Regions from separate parts of the Homo sapiens genome. Here region 1 is linked to region 2. A link is an interaction called in ENCODE POLR2A ChIA-PET data of the cell type or tissue named here. Cell type or tissue: A673. All regions are shown on one strand.

Region 1 (2,500 bases), 160 kb before region 2:
TAAAGTGTTAACACTGATTGTATCCTCTAAATAGTGTCTAGCTCAGCCAACTGTTATCCTTTGCCATATCTGTGTACCATTTAAAAGAGGGATTAAAAATAGTTTCAGTGGATTTACTCTACGAAGGGAGAAAGGTAACTTTTCCAGGTAGGCTGATGTTAGAGGGCAGTTTTTTGTTTTTTGTTTTTTTTTGAGACAGAGTCTCGCTCTGTTGCCATGTTGGAGTGCAGTGGCATGATCTTGGCTCACTGTAACCTCCGCCTCCCAGCTCCTAGCGATTCTCCTGCCTCAGCCTCCTGAGTAGTTGGGATTATAGGCGCCCGCCACCACTCCCACCTAAGTTTTGTATTTTCAGTAGAGACGGGGTTTCGCCATGTTGGCCAGGCTGGTCTGGAACTCCTGACCTCAGGTGATCCACCCACCCCGGCCTCCCAAATTGCTGGGATTACAGGCGTTAGCCACTGCACCCAGCCAGAGGGCAGGTTTTTTTAGTGACTTAACCATCCAGAAATGATTAAGTTTACTTTGTTATTTTAAATTCTATAGAGAAGATAAGAAAGTTCCCAGTTTTCCTGAGAAGAGCATGCAATGGCGTCTCTCCTTCTCCAGGCCACTGCCAGGGCTTTCTGTGAAGGAGCTGGAAGGGAGAGGGTCAAGAGTTCTTGTTGCTTCATCCAGTTCCCAAGAAAATTATAGCCTGATGTGTCATGCATTGTGAGAAGCAGGCACTGGTGAGGAGAGACGAGTTTTGGTGGAGGCAGTAAATGAAGTGCAACCAGATTTAAATGACCTCCAAGGAGCCTATGAGATGCACTGTGGCCTTGGTAGGACAGGGGAGCAGAAGTCATGCTCACACCAGAGGGAGTTTTGCAGGGACTGGAGAAAGGAGCTGCAAGGGGAGGAAGAGGCTCTATAACTCTCTCCAAGATAGAACCAGGGAGGTAGAATGGCTGTGCAGATGTTGGAGGTCCCGGGCCAGGTGCAGCTGGGCCAGGGAAAGGGGAAGGTGCACAGATGGTTGGGCACCTCTCTGCCAGGAAACACTCATTGCTGCATCAGGACTGGGGTGCCCAGCACAGCTGTGCAGACTTCCCGGTCCCCAGGATCCCTTGGGGATCCTTCTGAGAGGAAGGGGTGATGTCACAGCCCACACCTGACCCCACCTGGGACCCCTTCCTCCCCAGGGTTGCACCATCCTTCCTGACCCTGCCGTGGTGCAGCGTGTGTGCACACGTGCAAAACAGAGACAGGGCAGACGTGATGTTAAAGGCCATTTGTAAGCACAACAGATTGCAGGATGCCATCGATGCAAAAAGAGTTTGAGAGAGGAGCTAACACATGAGATTTTCTTTTATTAAACATATTTTATCTTGCTTTTTTTTTTGTAATGTTTCCACTGGGTGGTGCTGCAGGAATTCCTACCTTTTGCCTTGGATCTACCCTTCCCAGAAAGACGCCTCTAAAGCATAATAGGAGGAAGTCCTGATTTAGAAAGATTTTACAGTTTCAACACAATAGAAGAGTTGGAGGATGCTCTGGCAGGAAATGTTTCAGTTTCTGGATGTGGAAAAACCGCCATCATTTTGTATCCATGCAAAAAGGTTCTCATTGCACTGGGTAAATACTTTCGACTTTCATCAGCTTCTTCTTTAGCACAGAAAATCTTTCAAGTTTATCAGAAAGATTAGGGTTTCATTCTAGTGGAAGTGGTCTGTAAGATTTCCTTTATTTTGATTTTTGTAACACCATCTTAAAGTAAGTAAATAAACATTTTCTTACATTGACAACCATAGATTTAAGAAAATACTTCTGTCAAGGCTGTCTTTAAAGCTGAAGACATTGTTCCATCCTTATTATAAAGATCATTTATACAGTGTACTGATCAAAAGGATTACATATTTTTACTTTCAAATACTTTCAAGAAGTCTTTTAGTTTGATAGTATGTAAAGGATAAGACTGACTTTACCCCTTCTACAGAGGAGAAGGTTGAAATACAGAAGTTAACATCCCTGCTGTAGCTCACACGACTTTTTCTCCTTTTTTTTTTTTTTCCTACATTTGACCAAGGCACAGAAGATCACACAACTTTTTAAGGTTTTGGCTGCAATGAGGATTTGTTTATCTTGACCTCCCCCAACTTTTTTTCTGTTGTACACAGGATTGAATTGTATTGATATTAATAGTACAAAAATTTGGGGAAAAGATTTTCCATTCAAGCAAAGGCCTCTGAAACATAAGAATCAAAAGTAGTATGAGGGTCGGGGGGCCAGATGCCCACTGGGGATTTGAGAGCTCATTAATTTAAAGCTCAAACTGAAAGACAGTTTGTAAGATCCTAGTAAGTTTCACTGACTGCGGAACAGCCTGTTTTTTTCGGGGCATGTTGTGGTCCTCCATGAAATCCTAAACACTGCTTTCTTAGAACCTGAAACAGGCTTCCCTAGAGGTGTTTCTTTTTAAAGGAAAGTTTTGGAGGCACTGCTGGGTACTAGGGACCTT
Region 2 (2,500 bases):
TGAGGTCAGGAGATCAAGACCATCCTAGCTAACACAGTGAAAGCCTGTCTGTACTAAAAAAAATACAAAAAATTAGCTGGGTATGGTGGCATGTGCCTGTAGTCCCAGCTACTCTAGAGGCTGAGGCAGGAGAACTGCCTGAACCTGGGAGGTGGAGGTTGCTGCGAGCTGAGACATGCCACTGCACTCCAGCATGGGCGACAGAACGAGACTCTGTCTCAAAACAAACAAACACATAAATACTGTTTTTTGAACTTTACACATCTCAAAATGCTAGAGGTTCACAGTGCGAGAAGGCAACCAAGTAGCCCCATTAGCAACTTCTGTCTTTCAGTCCCTTACAGCATAATCCTCTTTAGAATTTCACATAAACTGGATCACATAAGGATATGTACTCTTATACACGTAACTTCTTTACTTGGCATAAGAATTCTGAGATTAATCTATGTTGTTCTGTGTATCAGTGGTTTCTTTATTTTTATTGCCTAAGAGTATTCCACCACTATATGGATATGACACATTCTCATTTGCTTGTTAACAAACATTGGGTTGTTTTCAGTTTTTCAATACTGTAATTAAATTTGCTATGAACATTCTTGTATAATCATTTTATGGACAAATGTCTTCCTTTCTGTTGGGTAAAATACCTGAGTAAAACTGCTGAGTCACATGGCAGATGTATGTTTAACTTTCTAAAGAATTCCTGGTTTTCCAAAATGGCCACACCATTTTGTATTCCCACCAGCAATGTGTTCCAGCAATCCAGATCTTCAAAAACACAGGTATTACCTTTTAAATTTTAGCCACTCTGATGAACAGTATATCACCATAATTCTAATTTGCATATTCCTGGTGACTAATGTCGCCAATCATCTTTTCATGTCCTTCCCCCTATCCATTTCATTGAGGACTCCAATCATACTTATGTTCAATCATTTGGCTGTGTTCTGTTTGGTTTTTGGCTGCTCTGTTCTTTTCCCATCGTTTTCTCCTTTGTGCTTTAAATATATCCTCCTTACAACAACCACTCTCAGCTGAGTACCATCAAGAAATACGGCACATACTACAGGAAATCACTTCCATAGGCTTGCTCTTTACTTGAGTCCCTAAAAACAGAAAATATTTTTCTCTATGTTTCACAAATGAACTTCAACAATTTCCTTGAAAACAAAATTACTGGGCTGGGAATTTGGTCCTACCTTTAGTTTCATCAAGCACCATGGAAAAGCAATAAAGTATATTCAAGGACTCAGGAAGACCTCACAAATATGAGACAGGATCAAGGTATATAAAAAAGGTGCAGAACTTGGCAAAAGCATTACTTGGTTACCAGGAAATTTTCAGACACTGAAGTTTTGTCTGTTTATATATATCACAAATAGGTTTGCCAATCTAATAATTTCTGAATGTCTATACATTATATTAATATTTTCTGTACATTTATCCATAAAAATTAAAGAGTTTTAAATTGTCCTTAAATATATATTCAATGTTAAATAAAAATAAAATTGCTTTTTTCTCAAAGATGAGATATTTGATAATGGTACATTATCTTCCCTATGCCAATCATTAAAATAATTATTCCACAAAGTTGATAATTCATTCATCAATTTAAAAATAACATGAATAACATCACTATATACCTAGCTTTATGGAGTTTACAGAGTCTTTACATCCATCATTTTATTTGACTCTTAAAACAATTCTATGAAGTAAAAAAGATAAATTTACCATTCCTATTATATAAAGGAGAAAACAAAAGCTCAAAACTTAAGACTCACCCAAGAGTCACTATTTAGTAAACCCTGATAAGACAAAATGCAAATCCTGTGTGTTCCTTCACTAACCTCACACAAATAAGCTGGTTGATGTGTAGATTATGAGGGAAACACAAAATGCCTTTCCTTTCAATTTTTGTGAAATTAAGCAATATTCTTGAATAGTCAGAACCCTCTTGATAATCTGTTTCAAAAGAAAAACTACACCTAAAAGCAATTTTAGCAATATCAAATTATATGAAAGTTAACAAATTTCACTTACTATGCTACCAAAATGTGTTTGACAAATTATTTCCTAATGAGGTCAACTTATCTGATTTTTCTCTTACGTATTTTTAAACTAGGTTTATAGAAGCTGGGCATGGTGCCATGCACCTATCATCCCAGCTACTTGGGGGGCTGAGGTGGGGAGACTGTTTGAGCCTAGGAGTTCAAGACCAGCTGGACAGCATAGCAAGACCCTGTCTCAATTAAAAAAAAGTTTTTATTTTTAAAAACTAGGTTTATATGAGCAGATAATACTATAAATAGTACTTCTACAGGAGACCTATAAGCATTCCTCCTTCCTCCTTTGGTAGGCCTGTGAATCTCTCTCCTTTGGCAGAATCAAAAGACAAATTCCAGACTCAATTCCACAATTAGTAAGGAAAATTTTTCTACTGCTGGTTACATTTCAACACTTCTGAGAAGAGATTTCAGACACCGGGAAGGCCAAAAAGCCT

Evidence for each region. Peaks named below come from ENCODE experiments on the same cell type or tissue, not always from the same donor. Only the 100,000 strongest peaks of a DNase experiment are listed, where the experiment ranks them.
Region 1: POLR2A ChIA-PET joins it to region 2 with 6 read pairs; 5 of 35 experiments call an interaction of 5 or more read pairs at or near these places.

Annotation. Positions count from the first base shown.
Region 1 is chr12:96,207,879-96,210,378 of GRCh38, forward strand. The region is part of intron 1 of ELK3 (ETS transcription factor ELK3); the gene reads left to right. Among named protein-coding and RNA genes, the nearest start is that of ELK3, 15 kb to the left of the region's middle. RefSeq lists an enhancer at 2,224-2,500. In A673, a CTCF peak has its summit at 1,409 (motif pointing right); no DNase peak of the experiment used is centred here; H3K27ac peaks cover 746 bases.
Region 2 is chr12:96,363,629-96,366,128 of GRCh38, forward strand. All of the region lies in intron 1 of CDK17 (cyclin dependent kinase 17), which reads right to left. Among named protein-coding and RNA genes, the nearest start is that of CDK17, 36 kb to the right of the region's middle. In A673, no CTCF peak of the experiment used is centred here; no DNase peak of the experiment used is centred here.